Regions from separate parts of the Homo sapiens genome. Here regions 1 and 3 are each linked to region 2. The links are chromatin loops, found by intact Hi-C in ENCODE. Cell type or tissue: OCI-LY7. All regions are shown on one strand. Each heading gives the region's core, and the rest is flanking DNA. Links, peaks and the distances in the headings are about the cores only.

Evidence for each region. A loop is a pair of places that touch in the nucleus more often than their neighbours do. Peaks named below come from ENCODE experiments on the same cell type or tissue, not always from the same donor. Only the 100,000 strongest peaks of a DNase experiment are listed, where the experiment ranks them.
Region 1: it touches region 2 in a loop (6-fold over the local background); 3 of 110 quality-filtered maps call a loop at or near these places.
Region 3: a loop joins it to region 2, with 6 times the contacts of the local background. A loop is called at or near these places in 7 of 110 quality-filtered maps.

The regions. Positions count from the first base shown.
Region 1 is chr19:38,043,752-38,054,047 of GRCh38, reverse strand. All of the region lies in intron 2 of SIPA1L3 (signal induced proliferation associated 1 like 3), which reads right to left. Among named protein-coding and RNA genes, the nearest start is that of SNORD152, 110 kb to the left of the region's middle. RefSeq lists enhancers at 1,190-1,691, 4,428-4,957, 5,611-6,359, 7,228-7,607, 8,338-8,387. In OCI-LY7, for the core only: no CTCF peak of the experiment used is centred there; DNase peaks (open chromatin) are centred at 4,617, 5,437, 5,787, 7,597 and 2 weaker places; H3K4me3 peaks cover 4,121 bases; H3K27ac peaks cover 5,000 bases.
Region 2 is chr19:37,973,533-37,983,828 of GRCh38, reverse strand. All of the region lies in intron 1 of SIPA1L3 (signal induced proliferation associated 1 like 3), which reads right to left. Among named protein-coding and RNA genes, the nearest start is that of SIPA1L3, 71 kb to the right of the region's middle. RefSeq lists enhancers at 1,469-1,970, 3,620-3,999, 5,364-5,473, 5,514-5,623 and a silencer at 9,735-9,794. In OCI-LY7, for the core only: no CTCF peak of the experiment used is centred there; DNase peaks (open chromatin) are centred at 4,198, 4,768, 5,618, 6,158 and 1 weaker place; H3K4me3 peaks cover 3,182 bases; H3K27ac peaks cover 5,000 bases.
Region 3 is chr19:37,925,665-37,934,518 of GRCh38, reverse strand. The region is part of intron 1 of SIPA1L3 (signal induced proliferation associated 1 like 3); the gene reads right to left. Among named protein-coding and RNA genes, the nearest start is that of SIPA1L3, 23 kb to the right of the region's middle. RefSeq lists an enhancer at 961-1,623 and a silencer at 8,236-8,305. In OCI-LY7, for the core only: no CTCF peak of the experiment used is centred there; DNase peaks (open chromatin) are centred at 4,858, 5,838, 6,258 and 7,638; H3K4me3 peaks cover 3,595 bases; H3K27ac peaks cover 3,783 bases.

The sequences.
Region 1 (10,296 bases), core at 3,223-8,222, 70 kb before region 2:
GGCTGCCTGGGTTTGAACTCAGCTCTGCCGTGTGACCTTGGACAGGTCCCTTAAATCTCTTTGTGCCTCAGTTGCCTCATTTGTATTTGGTTGGTGCAAAAGTAATTGCGGTTTTTGCCATTGCTTTCGATGGCAAAAACCACAATTACTTTTGCACCAACCTCACAAAATGGAAACAAGAAGGCTGGGCGCGGCGGCTCACGCCTGTAATCCCAGCACTGTGGGAGGCCACGGCGAGAGGATCACCTGAGCCCAGGAGTTCGAGACCAGCCTGGGCAAGAAAGTGAGACCCTGTCTCTACCAAAAAATAAAAAATAATAAAAATTAGCTGGGCGTGTTGGCACACGCCTGTGATCCCAGCTACTTGGGAGGCTGAGGTGGGAGGATCGCTTGAGCCCAGGACTGTGAAGCTGCAGTGAGCTGTGATTGCACCACTACACTCCAGCCTGGGTGACACAGCGAGACCCCCATCTCCAAAAAAAAAAAAGTACCTCCTTCATAGGGTGACTGTGAAGATTAAATGAGTTAATATGTAGAGCTCTGAGGGCAGCCTGGCATAGGTGACCACCAGGAAGTGTCCATGGCTATTACTACCACTATTATATGGATTCCTGGTGTGCCACTCCCTAGATGTGTGGCCTTGGCCAAGGTACTTAACTCTCTGGGGTTAACAGTCCATACCTACCTCACAGGATTATTATGAGAATTAACTAAGTGAATAAGTGTAAAGTACTTGAAACAGGTCTGCTTTACAAGAAGGGCCCAGGTCACCTTAGCAATCACGTCGCTTCTGACCGAGGCTTTCTTGTGTAACTGGGCTTCTCTGTCTCCTTTAAACTCTCACATTGGTGTTGAGCTTCCCTGTTTGTGTATCTGGGCACCTTCCATCTCCCCTGGGCTCCCCTCACCTCCGTGAAGCCACCAGCTCCAGGAGGGCACAAAGCACAGCTCCCACCCACACTTGCCTGATGCCAGCTGAGTACAGAGCTGCCCGCTCAATGCCAGCTTGGGCTGCTCAGTGGCACAACATTCCTCTGGCCTCTAGTGTGGCCCAGGATGCTGGTACCTCATGCAGGGGGCTCCCTGAGAATACTCCAGCACCCAGAACTCTCCGGCACGGTGTCCTCAGGAGGGCTTTCCTTAGGGTCAGGGCACAGCCCAGTGCGATGGGCAGGAACAAAAGGCAGTGTCCACTCTGAGTGTGGGAGGGGGAAGCTTGGAGGGGACTCCTCCGGCAGAGGAGGAACTCGGAACCATGTAGGCCCATCCCAGGCAGCAGTGACTGGCTGGTGGCATGCAATGCCCAAAGAGCTGCCTCAGGTTACCCTGGCAACCAAGGGACTTACCTCAGTGCCAGGGATGGTGCCTGTCACTAAATGAGGTGCCCCTGACAGGCCATTAGACCCTCTGGCTTTCTCATCTATCAAATGGGGATCGAGTTCCCTCTTTGATCCATTGCCTGCCCTTTTCCTAGCCTGCTCTGAAACACAGGGAACTACATTTCCCAGGACTGCTGGTGAGGCTCAGCCAACAGGGGCAGTGGCAGAAGCCTGGAAGGTAGAGGTGGTGAGAAGCCAGGTGGTCCTCCCTCCAATGTGGACAGCATCTCACGCGGAGGAGGCCTCCGCCCAACACTGCCCTGGGCTCTGCTAAGGTGCCCTACTCCTTGCGCCCTTCAGCTCTGGTTGCTCATCTAGGGACTGGCCTCTGCCCCTTTTTGGTTTCTCTGCTCCTCCCCAACTTTTTTAACCAAATTCCCTGTATTGAATTCCTTCCGCTAAAATACCTAGAGTGGATTCTGTTTTCCCAACAGATACACCTGCCTTGTCTATGTCTTAGGGGCATCTGAGAATCAAGGGAGAAGACACACCATGGAAAATGAAAAGCACCACAGGATGATTTTATAGAAATGTCCTCCTCTCTTCCACGATGTACAGGCACGCTGTGGGCATGCAGTTTAAAGCTCCCCAAATGAAATGATACAATGTTCGAGATTTGTTTCAAAATGATCCAAAGGCAGAGGAATGGATGAAACAAGACTGGCCATGTGTTGGTCACCAAAGAATCTGGTGACAACTGTGTACATGCAGGCAATATATGCTATTTCTACCCCTGTAAATGCCTGAAATTCCCCATTACTAAAACAACTCAAGTGGGGCGTGGTGGCTCACGCCTGCGATCCCAGCATTTTGGGAGGCCAAGACGGGAACACTACTTGAGACCAGGAGTTCAAGACCAGCCTGGGCAACATAGCAAGACCCTGTCTCTACAAAAAAATTAAAAAGTTAGCAGGTGTGGTGGTGTGTGCCTGTGGTCCCAGCTACTCAGGAGGCTGAGGTGGGAGGATCACTTGAGTTCAGGAGTTCGAGTCTGCAATGAGCTAAGATCGAGCCACTGCACTCCAGCCTGGGCCACAGAGATACCCTGTCTCAAACAAACAAACAAAAAAACCAAACCAAACTAAGAAACAAATCAAAACCAACAGGTCTGTATTCTGTTGGTGGGGATACACCAGGTTCTAGTGGCAGAACCGTCTTTGAGGGCAACTTGTCAGTTCATTACATCAAAACCATGCATATCCCTGGACCCAGCAATTCTGGCTCCAGTAAAAACACTGGCTCAAGAACCCAGAGCTTCTTGGACGAGGCTCCCCACTGCAGCACTACTTGAGAAAGACGAAAAGATGAAACCCAAGAGTCTCTCATTAAAGAATCAGTAAATACATTTTGATATGTCCATATGATACAGGCAGTCATTAAAAAGAAAGAGGGTACATTTAACATGCTAACGTGAGAACATGTCTAGAGATAGTCATCAGAGACAAATGCTAGCTGTGAAGAAAAAGTATTTATCACGTCACATTAAAACCTATGTGCTACCCAGAGGAGAAAACTCTGGTAAATGTAGTGATATCCACAAACATGACTATAGCATTTACCATGTGCCAGGCACTGCTCTAAACACTTTACATATATTTTCTTTTCTTTTTAAGACAGAATCTAGCTCTGTCACCCACGCTGGAGTGCAGTGGCATGATCTTGGCTCACTGCAACCTCCGCCTCCCAGGTTCAAGTGATTCTCCCGCCTCAGCCTCTGGAGTAGCTGGGATTACAGGTGTGTGCCACCACACCGGGCTAACTTTTGTATTTTTTGTAGAGATGGGGTTTCGCCATGTTGCCCAGGCTGGTCTTGAACTCCTGGCCTCAAGTGATCCATCAGCCCCAGCCTCCCAAAGTGCTGAGATTACAAGCATGAGCCACCATGCCCAGCGCACACATCATACTTTTAAAAATTAAAAACTACACACGTGGAAATGAATATACAGCACTCGACTCAAATGTGAAAGAAAGGAGTAGCTCCAAGCCTGCTCTTCGGACAACTTTGACTATATTGTCTCTTGGACGACCCAGGAGAAGCCAGAAATTCCTCCACAGGCAGAGCCATTCTGACGTGCATTGAAAGTGAAAGGATACAACATTTGAAAGTTTAGAAACTTTAAAACAATAATAATGACGGTGATAGTGATAATAATTGCTAATGCTTTCAGATCACATATGTGTTAGGCGCTGTTTTTTTGTTGTTGTTGTTATTGTTGAGACAGTCTCACTCTGTTGGCCAGGCTGGAGTGCAGTGGTGTGATCTTGGCTCACTTCAACCTTTGCCTCCTGGGTTCAAGGGATTCTCCTGCCTCAGCCTCCTGAGTAGCTGGGATTACAGGCATGCGCCACCACGTCGGGCTAATTTTTGCATTTTTAGTGGAGACGGGGTTTCATCATGTTGGCCAGGCTGGTCTCGAACTCACGACGTCAAGTGATCCACCTGCCTCGGCCTCCCAAAGTGTTGGGATTACAGGCGTGAGCCACCATGCCCAGCCAGCACTGTCTTAAATGCTTTACATATATTATCTCATTTAATCCTCAAAATACCTTACAATATAGATACTACTATTATTTCCATTTTATATTTATGGCAGCTCTGAGGCTCAGAGAGGTGAACTAACTTGCTGGGTTACATGGCAGGGTCAGGATTCAAACGCAGGTCACCGGCTCCAGAATTTGCCTTCCAATGCCTGTGCTGACTGGGCCTCTCTTGGAAAGGGGAGCCTGAATTAGGTTAACAGGGGCATGAAGAGGCACTCAGCCAGACTCACCATCAGAGCATTAAAACCCCGGAGACCCCACTTGACACCCTTCGGATTGGTGAAACTGGGAAGCAGGACAACAGCAAAGTGGCGAGAGGTATGGGGAAGCGGGACCCTCCTGTGCTCTCGGGGGAACGCGGGTCAGAGCAGCCTCATAGAGAGCTCAGGAGTTCAAGATCAGCCTGGCCAATGGAGCAAAACCCCAGTTCTACCAAAAGTACAAAAATTAGCTGGGTGTTGTGGCAGGTGCCTTAATCCCACCCCTGGGGAGAGAGAATGCCTATCTCCGGCTGCAACTGACTCCTGGGGGTAAGCCCCATGGGTTCCTAAGGCAAAGGTAGGCGGATGCTCACTTGAAGCATGGTTTGAAGTGGGGTGGAGCTAGGGGCAACCTGGATGCCCAACACCAGGGGACCAGACACGTGAGCCGTGGCAGATGTACAGCATGTACAACTGTTCAGCTGCCAGACGCCATACACTGGACACACATCCAGCAACGTGGCTAGATGGCGAACACATGCTATTTGGTGAAAACCAGAAGAAACCGAAAGAATGAGATACAGAGCTCCAAACCCCGGAAGCTGACTCTTTACTCAAACCTCAATATATATTTTGCAAGGATGTGTGCACAGCTACAGACACACCGGAAATATTTCAGACTGGGGGAAGGAATGAAAGGACCTATAGAGGATGAAGATGGAAAGAGAAACAAAAACCTTCCCAGTGACAAGGGAGGAGACACCCATTTTTTTTCCCCACCATCAGACAAGTAGTCTTTGGCAGCCAGACTCCACTTGCCCCCTGTCCACCCCCCGCTTTTTTTTTGAGATGGGGTCTCGCCCTGTCGCCCAGGCTGGAGTGCAGTGGCGCAATCTCAGCTCACTGCAACCTCCACCTCCTGGGTTCAAGCGATTCTCCTGCCTCAGCCTCACGATAGCTGGGACTACAGGTGTGCACTACCACACCCAGCTAATTTTTGTATTTTTAGTAGACACGGGGTTTCACCGTGTTAGCCAGGATGGTCTCTTGACCTCATGATCTGCCCGCCTCAGCCTCCCAAAGTGCTGGGATTACAGGTGTGAGCCACCGCGCCCAGCCTGCCCCCTTTTTTGGGTGTTAACTGAGGGTGGATGATGCAGGAGGCAGAAATTGGACGCAAGTCACTAAACTTCTTCAAAAGAAAACCACACTTCTTTGTTCTCAAATGCCACAAAATCTGTTGGGCCTGACACGATTTGCTAACTTAGGGAGGGGACTTGGTCAGGGACTGAGCTTGGCAGGCATTAATGGTTGTCTACTCAGTTTCCACTTCTGCTTTTTTCAGCTACTAGACAACAGAACCCAGTTGGTCAAGAGTGATCAGGATGTGGCATTCCTCTAGTAACTTGACCGGCCTGGTTGAGGGGCACGTGACCTCAGCTGGACCAGCTGTAGACTGAGGGGAACCACTTATAACCATCAGTGGGGTGTGTTCTCTCTCTCCTGATGCCTGTGGACAAGGGCAAGTGGCCCTGATTATCACTGGAAGCCATTCTGGAACCAAGAGGCATACAGAGGCCTTTGGAGGCTGAGAACCTGAGTCCCTGACAGACATGCTTGAGCTGCTGATCCTATCCACCTGGTGCCCATCCACCCCTGGGCTTCTAGAACACATCACATGTCTTAACCATTGGCCAGATGGTGCCAGGGTTGTTACTTGCAACTAAAAAGCATCCTGACTGAGAACCACAAAGCAGCCTGCTATCTTTTAATTGTTAAACAAGAGAAAATCTCTGTAGGAGGGAAATGGGGCATTAGAGGCATGAACAGGAAGGGCCAATTCATCCTAGTGTATGGGAAATGTTCACCCAGGCTGCATGTCCCCTGCCCACCCAGAGGCACACGCACGATTCTCTGTGCACGAGAGCTCAGGAAACCCTCTGCAGTGGGTCACTGTTTCCCTCACATCCTTTACCACAGTGGAGTTACCGCCGGTTTCCCATGTTGTATTTCTCCTGATGACGGCAGGGGGTTAATCCCCAGCTGACTGGAGCTGAGGATGAGAGACAGGACCAGAAAGCCCAGCCTGGCACTCCTGCAGCTGCTCTGTTCCTGAATCAAAGGTCGGACTTCAGGATCTGGACTGCCGCTGGGGTCTCTAAAATGACACGTGGTCCGAGGCCCTCCATGAGGAGACCTGGCTGGCTGCGGTGTCACATCCCTCCGTCAGCATCAAGGGAAAGATACCAGTGTGGCAGGGGCGGGCAAAGGAGCGTGCGCTCTGGGGTCAGCCCGGCCCGGGTTCAATCATCGCTCTACCCACAGATCGCCTGTGACTGCCTCTACTATAAAGTGAGTGGCAGGAGGGATCGAGGTCGAAGGAGGAAAAAATAACACAAACCTACCCAGTGAGACATTGTGTCACTGGCCATGTCGGTTCATTCATTCAACAAATATTTACTGAGCAGCTCTTTCGGGCCAGGTCCTGTTCTAGATGCTGGGGATATGGCAATGCACAAGACACAGAATTCCTATGGTCAAACAGGAGCTCACAGGCTATACTATAGGGTGTAGACAGGCAATACACAAGCCCACAAATCCACTGTGATATGTGCCATGAAGAAAATAAACCAGGTGATATGACAGAGAGAGGAATGTGTAGGAGTGTGTGTGAGTGCGTGCGTGTGTGCGTGCGTGTGTGTCGGCGGGGGAGAACAGGCTGGCAGGAAGTATAGCAGAGTGATTATGAAGCCAGATGGTCTGGGTTCAAATCCTGGTTCTGCCACTTCCTACCTGTGTGGCTCACGCAAACAACCCAACTTATCCGTGCCTCAGTTTCCTCATGTGTAAAACTGGATAGTGCCTGCCTCACAGGGTTTTTGGGAGGACTAAGTGGGTCAACACCTATAACATACTTAGCAGTGGGGACCACGCCTGGCTGGGGAGCCCATCCACTTAAGGGTCTCTGGAAGAGCCACTCAACCACCCAGGTGGTGCTGTTAGGCAGCCACAGCTACAAGCCATGTGGGTTTTCTGAGACACGATACACCCAAGTGCTCTCAAAGAGAGCCCCCTCCTGCAGGATCAGAGCCACCTTGCTCTGAGCGGGCAGCTGTGGGTACAGCAGAAGGGACAGCAAAGCCCTCCACTTACTGAGCAACTGACAGACGCCACTCGGGCACAGGAGATGCCGGGTTGCGGGGTCAGAGGAGCTGCTCGGGGGACCTGGGCCCCTCCACACCCGGAAAATCCAGCAGCATCCCCAGGCTGCGGGCGAGATGGCGGATTCATGTGGGCTCTTGCTGGGGGGTTGTGGCACAGGGCCTCCCAAAACTCTCAGCCTATGAAGGAGTCATTTCCTGTGCCATGCCCAGGAGACACAGGTAATCTGGAAACTCCCCTCCCCGGCCACCCTGCCTCTTTCCAGGGCAGGGCCCAGAACAGGGAACCGAGAGAAGCACGTTGATCGGCATGAGGTCAAAGACTCCACCACCACCCCACGGCCCCCGACCTTGAAGCTTTGTGCTGTCATCTGGCCACTCAAAAGAAATAGGGAAATGAGGAGGGGGGACAGGCTGCTGGCAGCGCTGGGCCTGAGAGGAAATGAGGCCATCTTTGCGGGCAGCAGGTGGGGGTCCCTTTTGAGAGGCCTGGAGGTCTATGGAGGAGGCGGGGCTGCTGTGACCTGTTTCTCGGGCCTCCCAGCAGCCTGGGATGGACCAGCAAGCTGCTTCTTTCCTAGAGGCTGATGAGTCGAGAACCAGGGCACCTTCTCGTCTATAGAAAGCTCCTCTCAACCCCGCCGACTGAGTGGCCAGATGACGGCAAAAAGCTTCAAGGAATCACAGTGGTGGAGGCGGCTCTGGAGTCTCTGACGTGACCCTGGAGCGGTACAAACTGTCCTGGGGGAGGAAGAGTGTCAGGACATCAAGGCTTGAAAGTGCACACAGAAGTTTAGAAAGAATTAAATGAAGTTGTATCACTTCTCCCCTGAAAACCCTTCTGTGGCTCCCAGGGGCTGTGGGAAGAAAGTCCAAATCTCCTACCGTGGCTCACCAGACCAGCTGACCCAAGTTTTCCTTCCCGCACTCTGCTCCTCCAACACACCCAGTTCCTCCCCACCTGCGACACCTTGGACCTGCACACAGACTATTCTCCCAGCCAAAATGCCCCAGCCTCCAGCCCACCCCAGGCTAGTTCCTGTTCATCCTCCCCGTCGAGCTTCACAGGTTGCTTCTTCAGAAAAGCCTCCTCTGACACTCCCACGCCCACCCCAGCCTGGAATAAGACCCCCACCTCCTTCCTGCCTGTTATTCTCTCTCAAGGCCCCCTGCACTTTTTCTTTCTTTTTTTCCTGAGACAAGGTCTTGCTCTGTCACCCAGGCTGGAGTGCAGTGGCGTGATCATGGCTCACTGCAGCCTCGACCCCCCGGGCTCAAGCGATCCTCCCACCTTAGCCTCTCGAGTGGCTGTGTACCTTTTCTTTATAGTTTCATTGCCACAGTTAAATTACGTGGCTGAGTGATTATTTGGTATCTTTTTTTTTTTTTGAGACAGAGTCTCACTCTGTCACCCAGGCTGGAGTGCAGTGGCATGATCTCAGCTCACTGCAACCTTCCGCCTCCCGGGTTCAAGTGATTCTTGTGCCTCAGCCTCCCGAGTAGCTGGGATTACAGGCACGCATCACCACACTGGCTACTTTTTGTATTTTTTGTAGAGACGGGGTTTCACCATGTTGGCCAGGCTGGTCTCGAACTCCTGACCTCAAGTGATCTGCCCATCTTGGCTTCCCGAAGTGCTGGGATTACAGGTGTGAGCCACTGCGCCCAGCCTGATTATTTGATATCTATCTCCCCCACTAGGTGGTGAGGGCCATGAAGCCAGAATAATGGTAATGATAGGATTTAACTTGTAACAACAGCTCAAGCCTATCAAACACTGATGATGTTTTACAGCATTATCTCATTGATTCCTGACAACAGCTCCATGAGTCAGTATTATTATTAGACTCATTCTCTAGATGGGGATGCCACGTCAGTCCTGTTGGTGGCACCAGGCACTAAGTAAATGGTCTGGGGGGCGCCCAGATGTCTGGGTTATGTTTCTGATTCTCCTTCCCCATCATCATCTGGGGACAGGAGCCCAGGTCCATAGAACACACTTCTGCCATACTCCACAGTGACGACCCCCAATTCCAAGGGCTCCTCTGCGTTCTAACCTCTCCCCAATCCATGAAGACATTAATTTAACACATTTTTATTGTGCAGCTATTGTGTGCCAGGTGTGGCCTGAACAGAGAGAAAGCAACAAACAACACGTGTAGTCACACCTTCACAGGCCTCAACAAAGCCCCGTCTCTCTTGAACCTGCTCCCTTCAGCCTTTTGTGCCTCCCATCTAGCAATCACCTCGGGCCCTCATCAACCTCCTGCCTCACTGCAGGGGTCCATACTCTCCAGGTCTCCTCCCTCCTCACTGGCACTCCCTCCCCAGCCTCCTTCGCTGATTCCTCGCCGTCTCTCCGCACAGCTTCGCTCTTCCCCATCCACACGGCTCTCCTCGTGATTTCAACACCTCTGTGCTGGGGACCCCTACTTTTCCTTCTCCCCCCTGGACCTCTCTCAACTTCAGGTATGCGTATCCAACTGTCTCCTTGCCATCTCACGCAGCTGTCTGACGGGCACCCAGCACCGAACAGACTCAGCCACGTCTCTGATTCTTCACAAGGCCTTCTGCCACTCCCTGCAAACCCCGACCCTGGGGTCCCTCAATGCAGTATCTTCACCCCTCAGCTGGTGTCCAGGCCCAAACCTCAGGGTCATCCTAGCCCCCTCTCTTTCTCTCACCCCTACATCCAGGCCATCAGTACTCACTGTCAGCTCCACCTTCAAGATATAAATGGGCTCACCCCTCCTTCACACCCCCACAGGCAGGACCATGGACCACAGCAGGAGCTTCTGCCCCAATTTCCTGGCTCTGGCTCCTGCTGCCACACACAGCCAGAGGGACTCTATTAATCTATGGGTCAGATCATGTCCTTCCTCTGCTCAGAACCCTCCCCCTATCCATGTAAGGAAAAGGCCCCAGTCCCTAGCAGACCTCCTGTGGAACTCTCTGACCTCAGCTCCTCCGTGCCCTCTTTTTATCGTAGCCACTGAAGCAGGTGTGTCACGGTAT
Region 2 (10,296 bases), core at 2,594-7,593:
GCTCAAGTTATCCTCCCACCTCAGCCTCCTGAGTAGCTGAGACCTCAGATGCATGCCACCACGCCCAGCTAATTTTTGTGTTTTTTGTACAGACGGGGTTTCACCATGTTGCCCAGGATGGTCTCGAACTCCTAAGCTCAGGCAATCCACCCACTTCAGCCTCCCAAGAGTGCTGGGATTACAGGTGTGAGCCACCATGCCAGGTCTGAGCAATCTTTTTTGGATGAAACCACTGTTTCTTAGGTTCACAAGGTGAACAACATCTCCCCTGGAACTGAGCTGGTCTCTCCGCATACCTGAGGCTAAGACTCGGTTACTCTTCATGGTCAACGCTACTGCACGGTGCCTAGGAGCAGCTGCTAACTCTTAAGCCAGTGCCTGTGCCAGATGCTTTAACATTTCAACTCACGTAACCTTCACAACTGCTCCGTGGGGCAGGTCCTACTATTATCCCACTTAACAGATGAGAAAACTGAGGTCCTGAGAGGTGCAGTCCCTTGTCCGAGGTCACCCAGCAAGTAAGCGACAGAACTGGATTTCAACTCCCAGCACGTGGCTCCAGGGTCGGCTTTCAACCACCACCCTCCACTGCCTCTCTAGCCCAGATGTGGCATTTGCCCAGAAGATACTGCAAGTTAAGTTCTGTTTAGATGTTAGTTCCATCACATGAGTCATTTATTTATTCATTTGTTCAGACGTGTTTTTAAAACCTACTGCACAGCCAGGATTGGGCCAAGGGAAGTAGATGCAAGGCCCCTGCCCTCCCAACATTTTGCATAGATCAACTAACAAATGAAAAGGCAATTTCAACATGGCCTGGCTGGGATGTCGGGGTAGAGGGGCAAGGGCACCATGGTATGCCTGCCAGAGAACCCTCGACCCCAGGAAGACAACCCAGGGAGGCCACAGGAACCTGTAAGGTGGGTCCTGAATAGCCAGGAGGAGCTAAGGGTGGACAAAGATGCCCCTGCTTGACCCCGTCCCTCTTTCTGGCTGCCACAGGTCACACCGGGAAAGCCCAGGTTGTCCAGCCCCAGCCTCTCTCCCTCCACAGCCACATTCATAAGCACCATTAACTGGGAGAGCCATAAGCCACTATACAGCCCTTGGAGGCCAGGGTCTTCCAAAAGAGTCCATTATGGAGAAAGCTCTGAAGACGTGCATGTGGCCTGCAAAAGCTGGAGCCATTTACATGGCGGGCTTTGATCCAGACGGTAGAGGCTGCCCCTAACTAGCTTTGTGACCTTGGGGAAGTGACATAGCAGCCCTGGGCTTGTCTCCATGTCTGTAATGGACCTAACACTGTCCCACCTCATAGGGCTACTGCGAGGATTACATGAGTTCACTCAAGTAACCGCAACACCAAGCACATGGTGAACGCTGGAAGAACATTACCTATGATTATCTCCAGTACCTTGGCCAGCACTAGGCACACAGTAGGTGCTCCCTGGCCCCAGGGGACGCAGCCATCTGCAAAGATCAAGGACCCAGCCAGAGGGAGGAGATGACCAGGAAGGCCTCTGGGAGCCAATGGAGTGTCCACCAGGCAATCAGACAAGCAGATAAAAGAGACCTGCCCTGAAGAAACTGGTTCTGCCGCCTTTCTCTGGCTGCTCACAGCCCAGTTCCCAGAGCCTGCCTCTCGACTTTGATCTGGGACATTAAATTGTTTCTCTGATCAGACAGATACAATTCGAGAACCTTTACAACTGTGTCCCTCACAGTCTTCCTTCCAGCACTTTATGTTGGGAGTCCGGCTGTTTTGCCACATATCACGGGTGACTTCTTGCAAACTGACCACAACGTGGACATGCGTAAGATGCTGGAGCCAGCCTCTCTGATGGCAAGATAGATTAACGTGCTCACAAATACGTACTGCACACAGCTGTGGTGGTGATATTTATATTCTGTGTGGGAGGCGATTAGGAAAATTCTCCATCTCTCACCCTTCCCTGCAGTTATGGGTGGTCATGTAACTTTCTATGGCCAATGACTCATAAAGGGACTAAAGAGACAATCCTCTCTTCCAGGGCCTCCTTTCCTAAATACTCACGGAGCAACTCTACCCTAACCCTTTGACAGGAAAGGATTTGCGGGAAGGTGTCCTGCAGAAAAGGTGAGGTGGTACAGCTAACGAAGGGCACTGCTGCTGAAATGATGGCGACGCTGCTACCACTGGCACTGCGTCATCTGACAATACTGTACAGCAGAGGCTGTGAAATAATAGGAATAATAATAATTGCCGGCATCTATGGGACCAAGAGGCAAGTATTATCACTTTCATTTGCAAGTGACAAAAATCAAGTACAGAGAGGTTAAGTAACCTGCTCAACACGGACAAGAAGTGGCAGAGCAGGTATTAGAACTCAGGTGATCAAACCAAAACTCTTTTTTTTTTTTTTTTTTGAGACAGGGTCTCCCTCTGTCGCCAGACTGGAGTACAGTGGCACAAGCATAGGTCACTGCAGCCTTGACCTCCTGGGTTCAAGTGATCCTCCCACTTCAGCCTCCTGAGTAGCTGAGACTACAGTCACGTGCCACCACCTGGCTCATTTTTTGTAGAGGTGGGAGTCTTGCTGTATTCTCCAGGCTGGTCTTGAACTCCTGGTCTCAAGCAATCCTTCCGCTTCAGCCTCCCAAAATGCTGGGATTACAGGCATAAGGCACTTCACAGAATCCCCAAACCTTTAATCATGAGCTATACTAACAAAGTATGAGCCCAAACCAGCCCTATAAAAAGAACCAAAGCCATCTCTATCACATCTTGAGCACTCACTATGTGGCCAACTTGGAACTGAGCACGGTGTATGCATTACCCTCCAAACAAAGCCTGTATTTGGCACTACGACTGTGTCTACTGAAAAGATGAGAACTGATGGGATGTGTCCCGTGTCTCATGACTAGAAAGAACTGAGGAGGCAGGAGGAACAGGCCTGAAACCTCCCAGACACCAGGTCACACTTCTTGAGCGCAGCTCACAGGAGAAATTCTTCCATCATTAACCAGCCCCAATAACCCTCTCTCGAGGACATTCTTGGCCTCTCCTTGGTCATATGGAATGACGGCCAAGTGTACTTGGCCACAGAGAAATCAGGGCATGGAAGGAAACAGAGCAGAACCCCACACCCGGGTGAGCTCAGAATTAAAGGCACGGTTCCTCCATTGACCATCAGGCCTTGCTGAACCTTCATGCCTCGACGGGCCCCCTCCTCCCTGGCCTCAGCCTCCCAGGCCTTCCCCCTGCTCTGGAGGGAGCCACGCTCCCCGGAACCTGGAAGCATGCTGTTCACACTGTTCCCTCTGCCTAGAATGCTCTTCCTCATGCTTCCCCCACCCTAAGATACACCTTTCTTTTTTGCCTTATTAACTCCTACCCACCCTTCAGTTTCCACCAGAACACTAAAATAAGAGGATCTCCAGGGCATACTGTTCAGTAAACATTTGCAAAGTGCAGAGCAGAGTACTGAGTAGGCTACCTTTTGTCGAAGGAAGGAGAAGACAAAAATATATATTCATATTTGCTTGTATTGATATAATGATACCTTAGACGGATACCCAAGGGAAAATACAAATCATTACGTAAGGGGAGAAGGAACAAGGTGGGCAGGGAGAGGAGTGGAGGACAGAGACTGCTCACACATCCACATAGAATTGATTTTGAAGCATATAAATGCATGACCTATTTTTTATTTAAGTGCCACAAATAAAAACAAAGTGGGAGTGATGGGGAGAGGGTCAAGGAAGGCCTGTGAGAGCAGGCCTGAATACATCCCTCCACAGGACTGCCCGATACTGTCTGACTCTCCCCACCCACCGGCCTGTGGATTCCTGAGGGCAGGCCTAGACCTGCCCTGGCTCCCAGCCAGCGGCCTGCCACGCAGCCAGGGCCCAAGAAATGCTCAGAGTGAGTGTGCACGCGGAGGCACCAACAGACCCACCGCCAGCCGAACCTGGGCATGCCCACGGCTTGCAGCTGGGCTCTGCTTTTGGGGAGCACAGTTAGCACGCAAGAAAAGTGCTGAGAGCCAACTGTCTCTAACACGCATTACTAAAGGAAAGTGTGTAGTGCAGGGATCAGCAAACTTCTTCTGTAAAGGGCCAAAGAGCAAATATTGTAGGTTTGGGGGGTGGGTCACACTTGTCTCTGTTGCAACCACTCAATTCTGCCATTACAGTGTAAGAACAGCCACAGACAATACACAACCAAATGGGCGGGCCGTGTTCCAATAAATATTTATAGACAGTGAAACCTAAATTTTTTTTTTTTTTTTTGAGACAGAGTCTCGCTCTGTTGCCCAGGCTGGAGTGCAGTGGCACGATCTCGGCTCACTGCAACCTCCGCCTCCCGGGCTCAAGCAATTCTCCTGCCTCAGCCTCCTGAGTAGCTGGGATTACAGGTGTGTGCCATCACGCCCAGCTAATTTTTGTATTTTTTTTTTTTTAGTAGAGATAGGGTTTCACCATGTTGGCCAGGCTGGTCTCAAACTCCTGACCTCAGGAAATCCACCTGCCTCGGCCTCCCAAAGTGCTGGGATTACAGGCGTGAGCCACTGTGCCTGGCGAAACCTAAATTTCATATAGGTTTACGTGGCATGAAATAGTGTTAACTTTTTTTTAACCTTTTAAAAACGTAAAACCCATTTTTAGCTCCCTGGCCATACAAAAACAGGCAGTGAGTTGGATCTCGCCCGCAGGCTACAGGTGGCCACCCTTAATGTTGAGCCCAGCTGCCATGTTTATAGATTTGCTTGTACTCATGACTTCTGAAAGGAGATGTGAGAAACAGGTCACAGTGGCTGCTTCTGTGAAGGGTTTGGGTGTGGAAGGGAAACTGCCTTTTTTTCTGGTTTTGTTTTTGAGACGGGGTCTCTGTCACCCAGGCTGGAGTGCAGTGGTGCGATCACAGCTCACTGCAGCCTCAACCTCCTGGACTCAAGCAGATCCTCCCACCTCAGCCTCCCGAGTGACTGGGACTGTAGCCCTGAGCCACCGTACCCAGCTAATTTTTAAATTTTTTGTAGAGACAGGGTCTCACTATGTTGTCCAGGCTAGTCTGGAACTCCTGGACTCCAGTGATCCTCCCGCCTCAGCCTCCCAAAGTGTTGGGATTATAGGTGTGAGCCACCGTGCCTGGCCTTTTTATTTTTAAATATTGTACTATATGCAAATTAATAAAAATAATATTGTTTTAAACTTAGTACTAGAGAGAGAAAACAGGCTGTGCATGGTATAGAAGGACAAACCCAAGCTTTGGAGCAAGAGACCATGGCCAGAATCCCACCTCAATTTCTCACTTGCTGTGCACACAACAGGCAAGTTATTTTCCCTCTCTGAGCCTCAGCACAATGGGGATCATATACTGGCTTCATGGGCCATTGTGAGGAGTCCATGGGTTAATCCCTTTGCACAGCTCAGGCACCTGGAAAGTGGTGGCTATTATTATCTTTGTTATTAAGAGTCATTCATGGGGAAAAGTCCCTCTCCAAAGGAAGGCCCTAAACATAACTGTGGCTCTGAAACTCCCCTAGAGAGCCCGCCCAGTCCCACGGCCCATCGCCCAACTGTCCACATAATAGATGCCTTGTGACGTGAGGAAGCTCATTTGTATTAGCGACTGCATTCCACAGAGATGCATCCTGGAGCCACGTCTGCACATCCTGTTCAACAGAGAAGGCAGCCAGCTCCCCAACTCTGGGTCTGCCCTCAACTGTCACACCGGACAGGCTGCAGGACCATGCACCTATTAGATAATTTAGTCCCCATTTATTAAACACCTACTGTGTGCATGGACACCCCTCTGAACCTCATCCTGGAGACTAAAGGTACAAACATGGATTTCTTTAAAATAACTAGTGGGATGCTTTTGTTGTGTGTTCCATAAAACTCTTGCACTTCCCTGTGTGTTTATTCATTGAGGAAACATTTACGAAGGACCTCCTAAAGGCCAGGCACTGTTCTAGGCATTTAGTTTTAACCAGGACCCTCAATTTCTGGACTACAGGACCTGTGAGGAGGAGACCGTGCAAATCACTGTCCCTTCTGTGTCTTCTGTGCTCAGCAGAGGCCATGGCACAAAGCAGGGAAGTAACCAACATTTGTTGAGTCCAGTTACTGAGCATGGAGGACACGGGCGCTCTGGACCTGCCTGGAGCCTGGAGTCTCTGCCCCAACTTCTGGTGACAGCAGCCCACTTTTCCTGGGGACAACTGTTTCTCCCTCGTTCCTCCTACTTCTGTGGGGGGGGGCGTGGAGGGGACTGCCAATCATGGGACCTGCCCACCCACCTGATCCAAACTGGGCCAATGGCTTCCTCTTGCTCAGGGATTTCAATTTCAAGCTGCCAATAAAAATAATAATGAGGCCGGGTGAAGTGGCCCATGCCTGTAATCCCAGCACTTTGGGAGGCCAAGGCAGGACCTCAGGATCACCTGAGGTCAGGAGTTCAAGACCAGCCTGGCTAACATGGCAAAACCCTGTCTCTGCTAAAACCACAAAAATTAGCCGGGCATGGTGGTGCGTGCCTGTAGTCCCAGCTACTTGGGAGGCTGAGGCAGAAGAATCGCCTGAACCCAGGAGGTGGAGGTTGCAGTGTGCCAAGACCACACCACTGCACTCCAGCCTGGGCGACAGAGCAAGCCTCCATCTCATAAAAAAAATTTTTTTTAATAAAATAAAAATAATAATGGTAGGCTAGGTGGGTGAGGTGGCTCATGCCTGTACTCCCAGCATTTTGGAAGGCTCAGGTGGGTGGACTGCTTGAGCCCAGGAGTTCAAGACCAGCCTGGGTAACATGGCAAGACCCTGTCTCTATAAAAACATACAAAAAATTAGCCGGGGATGGTGGCACATGCCTATAGTCCCAGCTACTCAGGCGGCTGAGATGGGAGGATCACCTGAACCCAAGAGGTTGAGGCTGCAGTGAGCTGTGTTTGTGCCACTGAACTCTAGCCTAGGTGACAGAGTGAGACCCCATCTCAAAAAAATAATACTAATAGTAATAACCACAGCACTTAATAAAAATAATAGCAGCTAGTATATATCTAGCCACATACTCTACACTACACACTGTTCTAAACACGTCTCAAATATCAACTTACTGAATCCTCAAAGCAACCCTCCGGTTCTCATTCCCATCTTATAGCCGACAAACTGATGCACAGAAAGCTTGAGATGCTTATGAATAAGGAGTGAGGTTGGGATTCTCACCCAGGAGGCGGGCTGCAGTGTCTAAGCTCTTCAATGCAGGGCCCTAAAAAAGTGCCCAAGAATATCCACTGAGAGACACCCCAGAGCTGCTCGACCCTTTTAGGGCCTCAGGGTGCCTGAGTTGATTTCTGTTGCTTGCAACCCAAGAACCTGGATTGATAAAGCAGATCACTTACTGGGTTTCACACTTTCTGCCAGACTGGCCGGCACTGCTTCCCAGTGCTGCAGTGCGGGGGCATCTTACAAATATTTTACAAGTTGGAGTCAGTGATCAGGGCATTCAGGGGCAGCCTGCATCTCCAAGAGCAGCCATCTTTCCACCCCAGGGAGAGAAACCCAATAAGAGACGTACAACAAGACGAAGACCCAAGGAAATCCCCTCCAGGACAACCCTCCCCTGGGGCGCCGTGGGCATGTTTGGTGGAACACTCCTGTGCATAGGTCAGTCAGCATCCCTGGCCCCCACCACTCATTGTGAGACCAACTCCCCATTTCTTTTCTTTCTTTTTTTTTTTTTTAAGACAGAGCCTTGCTCTGTCACCCAGGCAGGAGTGCACTGGTGCAATCTCAGCTCACTGCAATTTCCACCTCCTGGGTTCGAGTGATTCTCGTGCCTCAGCCTCCCAAGTAGCTGAGATTACTGGCGCCCGCCACCACGCATGACTAATTTTTCTATTTTTAGTAGAGATGGGGTTTCACCATGTTGGCCAGGCTGGTCTTGAACTCCTGACCTCAAGTGATCTACCCGCCTCGGCCACCCAAAGTGCTGGGATTACAGGCGTGAGCCACTGCGCCCGGCCAACCCCCCATTTCTGAATGCCTCCTGGGGGTGGTAGCCAGAGGCTGCACCCCTGACTCCCACAACCAAGTCTGTGTCTGGCAGTCCCTGTCAAGCAGTCCTCTAACTTGGATTCTGGCCTGGGTGGGGTGATTTTTTATTAGCCATCTTTAGACCTACAACATACAAATTTTAATTTTAATGACTAATTAAACCTATAGAGCCCTTGCCACAGGCCAGGAGCTGTTCTAAAGTTTTACATATAGTAACTCATTTAATCCACCAGTGACATCCACCAATGAAATGGGCACCATGACCAATATCACTCCCATCTTACAGATGGGGACCCTGAGCCTGGACACACTGTGACGTGCTGGTGGGTGGGGAGCCTCGACTTGCAGCCGTCTCCTCAGAGTTCAGTGGGAGTGAGGACTGGGGTGATGTGTCTAGGGCTTTCCAGTTCCCCCTGGAAGTGCTCTGTTCCCTCTCTGCCACCATTCAGCTCTAGGCTCGGCCTACACGGTGCCTCCTCGGGAAGCCCTCCTTGCCATCCTCCTTCCTGGTCCCCGGGTCAGGCCCTGGGTTCCGCACATTAATATGCTCTCCTCGCTCTCTCTCTGTTTCCTGTTTGGTATGTATCACAGCTGCAGTTGGGACTCTGAAGTTATCTGTTGAATGCCCAAGTCTCTTGCGTCCCCTCCAGGCTGTCAGTTCCACGACGGCCGGGATTTGCTTAACGATGTTCCTGTGTCCAGCAGCCCAGATCTGGAGTCTGGTAGGCACCGTAGAGATTTGCTGAGTAACAAATTAACTACTTTTTTTTGCATTTTTTGTAGAGGTGGGGTTTCACCATGTTAGCCAGGATGGTCTTGATCTCCTGACCTCGTGATCTGCCCGCCTCAGCCTCCCAAAGTGCTGGGATTAAAGGCGTGAGCCACCACACCTGGCCACAAATTAACTACCCTTTATAAATTCATGTTTAAAACTAGGATAAGGGAGAAGGGCTGGCCTAGAATAATGGGGAATGGAGAGATTCCACAAGAGCCACCTGTGTGTCTGATGGTGCTGTTGGGGAAGGGGATGTACCACTGGGTGTTAGAACAGAGGGAGGGGAGGCTGGGATGGCACAATCACGTCAACTCAAAAGTCATCATCAGTAACAAAGATTCACGAAATGAAAGCATGAAGGAAAACACAAACTCCTCTGTCCAGGCTGTCAAGCCTTCTGCTCCTGCATCTCACCCTCTGCCCTCATGACAGTACCGGCTAGAACCAGACTCTCTGTTCAAACCCCACCTCTGCCATGAATCAATACTTTTTTTTTTTTTTTTGAGACACGGTCTCACTCTTGTTCAGGCTGGAGTGTAGTGGCACAATCATGACTTGCTGTTGCAGCCTCAACCTCCCAGGCTCAAGTGATCCTCCCACCTCAGCCTCCTGAGTAGCTGGGACTATAGGCACGTACCACTGTACCTGGCTAATTTTTTTGTAGAGATGGGATCTCACCATGTTGCCTAGGCTGACCTTGAACTCCTGGCTCAAGCAATCCTCCTGCCTCGGCCTCCCAAAGTGTTGGGATTACAGGTGCAAGCCATCATGCCCAGCCACAAATAAGTAACTATATGATCTTGAGGAGGTCGATGAGTCCCTACACATCAGGAAAGTGGGGTATGGCAGGACCCATCTCATAAGGTTGATGAAAACAAATACTGCCAGGCACCCAGGAAGTGCTCAATAAAGTCCAGCTGTTACCAATGTTAGATCAGCATCATGACCCTTCAGCCTTTACAACCAGGACAATGGGGAAGTCACTTTGCCTCTGGGCTGCCCATGTCCTGTTAATTTGCTGCCGGAGGCCTGAGCTGCCCACTCTCTGTTGCTGATCTTCCTGGGACTCCAGGCCAACACATCAATCCCTCTTCTGCCTTGGGTGATCGAGGGTGGAGTCTGACACATAGAATCAAGAGTTCCAATATAGCATCACCATCCAGTCATCTGAGAAGCCAAACCACACATCTTACTGCACAGTAAAAAGGCACAGAGAGGTTGTATCAAATGTTTACCTCTCATAACTTCAACTAGGATCCCCTTACCCCTCACTAAAGGACAAATAATTTAAGCAGAACAGATACCCAGCATTCCACTTCCTAAGCATTTGCTCTGGTGTGAGTGTGGGATGGGGGACAGGCATACGCTACTCCCTCAGGCAGCCTCAGTTCTTCGTCATGCGAGCAGCACTCTCAGAGTGCTGAGAGGCGTTTTAGTGCTTCAAGATGCGCCCCCCTCCCGCTTTTTTTTTTTTTTTTTTTTGG
Region 3 (8,854 bases), core at 3,098-8,097, 50 kb after region 2:
ATCATCTATTAATTATCCCCATTTTCCAGATAAGGAACCTGTGGCCCAGAGAACTACTGTGCCCACAGTGTTGGGGCTCAGGCATTACATGAAATAAGTGTAATAGGAGAGTCCTCAACTCAACCCCAAACTCCCGCACTGGGAGCTCAAGGGACATATGTGTTAAATGTTGCAGAAGAGCTTCCCTCCTGCTCTGCACATTCTTAAAATAGCAGCAGGTCCTGACATGCGATGATGTATGCTACAGCGGCGCGAAGTCCATCAGCACCTCAGTCCCCTGGTGCCTCATGCTGGGAGAAATCCAAGAAGGCCACTGACCTCACTCATGGAGCTCAGGGAAGCCCTGCCCAGGATATTTTTACAGAATCAATTGCTGACACCGGGAGCTAGAAAATAGATGAGGACGTGTCAGCTATTACACGGTCAGATTCTTCGCGCTCACCATTTAATTAAAACTTGTTCAGCCCCAGAGCAAGAATTATTACCCATTAAAGCAGGGGAGATGGCTCAACTGTGCCTGGCTGGTTAATTGCTACTTCCCAGGCACTCCCTGGCCTCCCCCTGCAGGAACAGCAAGCAGGGGCTGGAGATACATATGAGATGTGTGTATATGGGTGGTATCTTCCACACAGTCTTCTCCACCTAAATGAACCTGACATCCTCTCCACTTACTAGGCCAAGCTTTCCTGTTCCATGCCACAGGCACCCAGGCTGCCCAGATGAGTCACTACCAGGCCTGGGCTGCACAGACTGCAGGGGTTGCAGGACAGGAAGGCAGAGGGCTGGATGCTGCAGGCAGGTGCCAGAGAGCCACTGGGTGACCAGGGGGAGGCATCTGCACATGCCGCCTCACCCACAGCCACAGGTTCCTGGAAAAGCTGACACCCTCCTCAAACCCCAAACGGGGCTGGCCACCCATCCTTGGATCATGTTGCACCTGATATAAATTCATTCATATCACAATTTAGCCCGCATCTACCACGTGCCAGGAACGGTTCTACAAGGATGGACACAAAAGTGCCTGTGCTTCTATGGAGCCTAGAGCTGGGAAGCAGAGCATAGACAAAATATGTCAAGTGGAAGTAAATGCTATGAAGAAAAATAAAGCAAAGAGTAAGGGCGAGGGTGAGGGAGAAGGTGCAATTTAATAAGGAGAGAGGCCTCATGGAGAAGGTGACATCTGAACAGAGACTTGAGGGAAGGAGGGAGGGAGGCGGCGCTGGGGAATTCTAGGGGAAGTGTTGCAGGCAGAGGGAACAGCCAGGGCAAAGTCTCCGAGGGAGGAACAGCAGGAGGCCAGTGCAGCTGGGGTACAGCAAGCAAGCAGCTGAGAGGTCACAGATGAGGTCACACAGGGAAAATGGGGGCCTGGGGTTGGGGAGGGGGGACTTGAGCACCGCTCAGTGCCCAGGCTTGAAGCAGTTTACATAGATGACTCATTGGGCACTGCTGCTAGTTCCCATTTCACAAGAAGAGGAAACTGAGGCCCAGAGAGGAAAGCGGACTCAGGCGAGACCACAGAGCTCATCTACACCAGGCTGGGATCGCCCCCAGCCCCGGCACAGAAGTCTGCATCCAGCAGGAGCTCAACTCACTAAAAGAGTCACCGATTCCTTCTCTTGGGAGAAATGTCCTCCATTTTTCTCAGTCCGTCAACACCCGGCCCACTCTTTCTTCACAGTTAGGAGCAGACAGGTAAACATTTCAGGGAGAAGAGGGGGGAAAAAAAGAGAAAACAAAAAAAGCTAACTGTCTAACTCCGGAGAGGAAGAAACATGATGAACTTTCTCTGCAAGTCACTGCCAAATTTAATGAATATCGCTCACCTGAAAGACTCCCCGAACACGGCTCTGATCACAAAGTGGGCAGGTGGCTGTCAGGGGAGCCCCAGGTGGACTCCTCCTGTCCCTGGTCCTCCCAGGGCGAGGCCACCTGCCTTGGCTCTCCAGGCCGACCTCAGTGGTGCCCGCCCCCAGCCCGCTGTGGGTGCCTGGAATGCGGAAACGGGAACCTGCCGTGCCAGCTCCTAACAGCGACTTATTCAACAGCCGCAGGAACACGCCAGCCAGCCACCGGAGTTCCCCAGGAGATGGCTGGTCGTCGTGAACAGGCGCGTTCCCAAAGAAAGCTGTTTTGCCAACATTCCCTTTGGGGGAGGGAAAGAAAAGGCCTCCTTACTCATCAGACACGTGGTCTGAGGAGTCTGAATGGGCTTGAAAGAAAGCTCAAAGGTAACAAAGGCGGCTCGCCTATTACCTCGGATTCAGGCACAGGCCACCTGTTCACTGACAGAGCCAGGGCTGGACTTGTGCCCACACCGTCCCCTGCCCTGAGCTTGCGCCTGGATGCTTCATTCAGAACCGTACAATCTAAAGGCGGGCTCCTTGGCCCGTGCAGAGGAGGCACTAGCTCACAGAGGCAATGCAGCTTAATGATTAAACACGGTCGCTGGACTCTTCCAGCCAGCTTTGGAAGCACAACTGAACGGCTTTGGCTGGCTAATAATAACAACCACAACCGGAATGCTCACTGCACAAGGCGCTGTTCTAAGTGCTACATATGAATTCTCTCTCCTAACCCTCACAGCGACCCTCTAAGGAGGAACTATCAGCATTCTTATTTTACAGATGAGAAGTTCAACGAATAAGTCATAGGCTGGAGGTCACACAGGAAGAAAGTGCTGGGGTGGGGATCTAACCCAAGCAGAGGAGCTCCAAGGTTCCAGTTTTTACCCACTACTTTATTTATTTATTTTATTTTATTTTGAGACAGAGTCTTGCTCTGTCACCCAGGCTGGATGGAGTGCAGTGATGCGATCTCAGCTCACTGCAACCTCCGCCTTCTGGATTCAAGGGATTCTCCTGCCTCAGCCTCCCAAGTAGCTGGGATTACAGGCGTGCACCATCACACCCAGCTACTTTTTTTTTTATTTTTATTAAAGACGGAGTTTCAACATGTTAGCCACGCTGGTCTTGAACTCTCAACCTCAGGAGGTCCACCTGACTTGGTCTCCCAAAGTGCTGGGATTACAGGCATGAGCCACCGCGGCCGGCCTTAACCACTACTTTAGATCTCCTCTTGTAAGAAGAAGCAGGTGCTCCCACTGGGCCTCAGTTTCCTCATCTATGAAATGGGATGAAGAGTCAGTGAGAGCTTTATTATTATTTTTGTAGAGACAAGGGTCTCACTGTGTTGTCCAGGCTGGTCTTAAACTCCTAGCTTCAAGCGATCCTCCCTCCTCAGCCTCCCAAAGCGCTGGGATTACAGGCATGAGCCACTGTGCCTGGCCAAGTGAGATCTTTATGGTGAGCACTATGCTTGTGGCTCACAAAAATGCTCAACAATCAGCTGCACTTATCACATGCTGCCCTCAGAGTCAGTCAGGTCCACTTTATTCCTTCAAAATACCGAGTAATCAGCTCAGGTCAGAGTTTAAATTCCAGGCAGCTGAAGGAAAAGAAATTAAGAAAGGCTCTTACCATCCTTCTTTTCATCCACACACACAAATGTAAACAATGTCTATTCTGAGTCAGGCACTGGGACACAGTAGTAAACAAAAACCACATAAATCCTGCCCACAGGGAGCTTATAGTCCCCTGTGAATGAACTGGCACAGAATATTCAAAGATTAGCTGATACATATTGTATGAGTGCTGCTTTGGGTCGGGTGCTGTTGGGGGTTGGGGGGGAGGGGTGTCTAAGCATGTCACGTGCTTTGATGCATTCGAATCCTCCCAACAACCTAGGAGGACAGTACCATTACCAGCTCCACCTTACAGATACGGAAACTAAGACATGCAAGGCTAAGTGGCTTGCCCAAAGTAAAACAGGGAGCCCAAGATGGATCAAGAACTTGCACTCAGCAGTCTGGCTCAGAGCCCACACTGCATTCCTCAGCCCTTTGCAATCTCAAAGGGCAATGGCTTTACAGTGTGGCCACGAGCAGTAGCAACAGGTATCCTCAGGAAATTTCAGTCTGCAAAAGGGATGGTCACTCTTCATAGATTTTTTTTGGTAAGGGGGTGCAGGATTATAAAATATTTATTATAAGTCACATTTATGCTGGGCACGGTGGCTCACACCTGTAATCTCAGCACTTTGGGAGGCTGAAGTGGGAGGATCGCTTGAGCCCCAGGAGTTCGAGACCAGCCTGGGCAACAAAGTGAGACCTCGTCTCTATGAATGATTAAAAAATTAGCCAGGCATGGGCTGGGCACGGTGGCTCACGCCTGTAATCCCAGCACTTTGGGAGGCCAAGGTGGGAGGATCATGAGGTCAGGAGATCGAGACTAACACAGTGAAACCCCGTCTCTACTAAAAATACAAAATAGCCGGGTGTGGTGGCGGGCGCCCGTAGTCCCAGCTACTCGGGAGGCTGAGGCAGGAGAATCGCTTGAACCAGGGAGTCAGAGGTTGCAGTGAGCCGAGATCGCGCCACTGCACTCCAGCCTGGGAAACAGAGTGAGACTCCAACTAAAAAAAAAAAAAAAAAATTTGCCAGGCACGGTGGCATGCACCTGTGGTCCCAGCCACATGGGAGGTTGAGGCGGGAGGATTGCTTGAGCCCAGGAGATCAAGGCTGCAGTGAGCCATGATTACACCACTGCACTCTAGCCTGGGTGACAGAACAAGACTGTCTCTAAAAACAACAAACACATACATACATACATAGATACAGACATACATACATAAAAAGTCACATTTAATATGTTAATAGCAGAGGCCACGTTCTTAAGTACTTACCATGCGCTGGCCCCTGGGGGTAAGCACTTGACTGGCATCCTCTCCTTTCATCCAAGAACAGCCCTCAGAGGGGGAAACAGCCTTTGCAAGGAAGGGTAGGAGGAGGGGGGAGGGAGTCAGGAGCAGAGAGATGGGTGAGACCCAGGTGTTTCTGGGCAGAGTGAGTGAGTGCTCTCAAAGACCTCGCACTCTAACCTTCAGACTGCTGCCTCATCACCCAACTCAAGTTTCCCTGAATTGCCAGACAGAATACTTGGTATTCCAACAAGATTCAGAGTTCTTGTGGTACTGGGACTTTGTGCACAGTTTCAAAGGTGGGCATGATTAGAGAACAAAAAGCTAAGTCCTGATTCAGGTAATTACAAAACAAAGCTGGTAAGCACGATGACAAAAATGCATGGGCATTATGCTTTCCCTGTGTTCCACTTATTTCTGCAGCAAAACCAATTGTCTGCCTACCCAATATCCCTCCCCCTTTCCCAGTCCTTTCCTAAATGGTACTCTGATTTCATTCCTGTAGCCACTCTCCTCCCTGTGCTACCTACTTCAGGTAAGGCTGGCCCCGGCTCCAGCCCCAGCCCCAGCCCCAGCCCCAGAGGGTCAATCCTAATTGGCCCTTGGCTGGTTTCTCTGGGCAGGGTCACATATCACCATGCTGGCCAATGAGATATGAGGGAAATCTGGGAGGCAGGGAATCAATGAAAGGTTTCCTCACTCTTAAAGAGATACACAGCAAGTGAGAGATGCCCTCTTTCTGCTGCTGGATGTGGCACTGTCAGTGTGTGCCAACTGGAGCCTTGGCAGTCATCTTGTGGCCATGCAGGGAGCCTAGGGACACAGGAGACACACCATGGATGGCAGAGTGGCTTGAAGGAGAGGGATGGGGTCCCTGCAGGCATTGTGGAACTGCTTAGTCAACTCCTGTGCTGCTGTGCTGCCTACCTACAGGCTTCTTTGTTATATGAGATCATAAATCTCGTTATTTCAGGCCAATTTCATTTGGGCTTCCTATTACAGTAGCTCATGGTTCTCAAAACGTGCTTCCTGGACCAGGGGCACCAGTGTCACCACAAAATGCAAATTCTCAAGCTAGACTTACAGAATCAGGAACTTACAGAATCAGATGGGGCCCAGCAATCTGTGTTTTACCTAGCCCTCTGGGGATTCTGATCCTTGCTAGGGTTTTTTGTTTTTTTTGAGACGGAGTCTCACTCATTCTGTTGCGCAGGCTGGAGTGCAGTGGCATGATCTTGGCTCACTGCAACCTCTCAGAGCCTCCCAGGTTCAAGCAATTCTCCTGCCTCAGCCTCTCGAATAGCTGGGACCACAGGTATGTGCCACCACACCCGGCTAATTTTTGCATTTTTAGTAGAGATGGGGTTTTACCATGTTGCCCAGGCTGGCCTCGAACTCCTGGCCTCAAATGATCCACCTGCCTCGGCCTCCCAGAGTGCTGGGATTACAGATGTGAGCCACCACACCTGGTCTTGCTCGGGTTTGAAAACCACTGCAGTAGCACACAGAGCTTTAGAGTTAAGATACAGCTCTGGAGTCAGACTGCCTGAATCCAAATCACGTCACCATGCTGATACACTGTTGGTGGGAATGTAAATTAGCTCAGCCACTGGGGAAAGCAGTTTGAAGATTCCTCAAAGAACTAAAAATAGAATTACCGTTCGACCCAGCAATCCCATTTCTGGGTATCTACCCAAAGGAAAAGGAACCATTCTACCAAACGACACCTGCACTCCTACGTTCATCGCAGCACTCTTCACGATAGCATGTGAATCAACCCACAAAGCCAGGGAATCAACCCGGATGCCCATCAACAGCGGACTGGACAAAGATAATGTGGTACATATATACCATGGAATACTACACAGCCATTAAACAAGAATGAAATCATGTCTATTGCAGCAACATGGATGTAGCTGGAGGCCATTATCCTAAGTGAATGAATGCACAAACAGAAAACCAAATATCCAATGTTCTTACTTCTAAGTGGGATGCTAAACATTGCGTACACGTACACACACACACACACACACCCCATGTTCTTACAAGTGAGAGCTAAACATTGCATACACACACACACACACACACACACACACACACACACACCCCATGTTCTTATTCTAAGTGGGAGCTAAACATTGCATATACACACACACCCCATGTTCTTACTTCTAAGTGGGAGCTAAACATTGGGTACGTACACACACACACACACACACACACACACACACACACACACGAACAACAGACACTGAGAATTCCAAAAACCAAGAAGGAATGGGGCAAGGGTTGAAAATCTACCTACTGGGGGCTAGGCGCAGTGGCTCACGCCTGTAATCCCAGCACTTTGGGAGACCAAGGTGGGTGGATCACCTGAGGTCAGGAGTTCAAGACCAGCCTGTCCAACAAGGCAAAATCCAATCTCTACTAAAAAATACAAAAAAGTTTAGCCGGGCATGGTTGGTGGAGGCACCTGTAATCCCAGCTACTCGGGAGGCTGAGGTAGGGAGAATTGCTTAAACCCGGGAGGCGGAGGTTGCACTGAGCTGAAATTGCGCCACTACACTCCACCCTGGGTGACAGAGCGAGACTCCATCTCAAAAAAAAAAAAAAAAGGAAAAGAAAATCTACCTATTGGGTACTCTGTTCACTATTTGAGTGACAGGATCTGTACCCCAAACCTCAGCATCACACAATATACTCATGTAACAAACCTTCACATGTACCCTCTGAATCTAAAAAAAAAAAAATCATGCCACCACCTTTTTTTAGCTGCCTGACCTTGAACAAGTTATTCAAATTTAGTTACCTCATCTGCAAAGGGAGAATAATATCTTCCAGGGTTGTCGGGAGGCTTAAAGGAGTGGCTTCATGTGAAGGGCCCGGCACAGTGTCTTGCATGCAGCAGACGCTACATACATTGCCTACTTGCTGCTGCAGTTGTTGCTGCTGATGCTGTTACTACTGTTTGCAGCCAAAGGCTTACCAACTGACACAACTTCCCGACTGAGCTCTTCCAAAGTTGGCGCCATATCTCCTTTAAGGTTATTTCACCCCCACCCGCTCCCACAGGACCGAGGCCAGTGCCCTGGTTCCACAACGACTTGCAAGTCTCCCATCGCTACAGGGAGGTGCACGGCTCCTCAGGCCCCCTCCCCAAGCCTGAGCCACCTGGTCCCCGCAGAGATTCCCACAGACACCTCAAGCTGGGTGCTCTGCCAGCTACTCTGATGGGTGACTGATGCAGAATGCCCACGGGTTCCAGAGAGCACCCCCACCATGTGAGTCACACCAAACACCCAGCAAGAGTCCGCGGGTGCCCCTCCCTCTGGGAGCTGTGATTTCAAAACTGGTGGCACCAAGACGCAGAAAGCCAAAGTGACGAACATCAGAAGCCAGGTGAGGTCCCCGTGGAAAAGGGGCAGCCTCTTGCTGGGCTTAATAGCAAGCCCTGGTTTGAGGCCACAAGTAGGGCAGGGGTTTTCACGCCCTGGTGTTACAGGCACTGTTGGGCCTGTCACTGAAAGAGGATGGTGAGATGCAGGAGGAATCGGGGGAGGACTACCAACCCTCACAGCAAGAAAGGATTGGCCAAATTCCTCATGTTCCTGAAAGGAAGCTGTTAGGCTGAACCTCATAAAATTGCCAATATTCAACCATTCTTGACCCACGAAAGCACAATGTCAGGCAGTCCAACCTAATACAAGACAGGAAACTCACTCAGATAATGTAGTGTCAAGGAACTGGTCACCATCAGGAAACTGGAATTGTGGTGGTCTCTTGGGAAGGGAACTGGGTGCCCTATTTTTGTTGCTTTGGTTCCTTGTACATGTGGTCACTAGTCAAACTTTTCAAAAGTGTAATAAATCGGCCGGGCGCAATGGCTCACGCCTGTAATCCCAGCACTTTGGGAGGCCAAGGAGGGTGGATCACGAGGTCAAGAGTTTGAGACCATCCTGGCCATCATGGTGAAACCCCATCTCTACTAAAAATACAAAAATTAGCTGGGCATGGTGGTGCGTGCCTGTAGTCCCAGCTACTCAGGAGGCTGAGGCAGGAGAATCGCTTGAACCTGGGAGGCGGAGCTTGCAGCGAG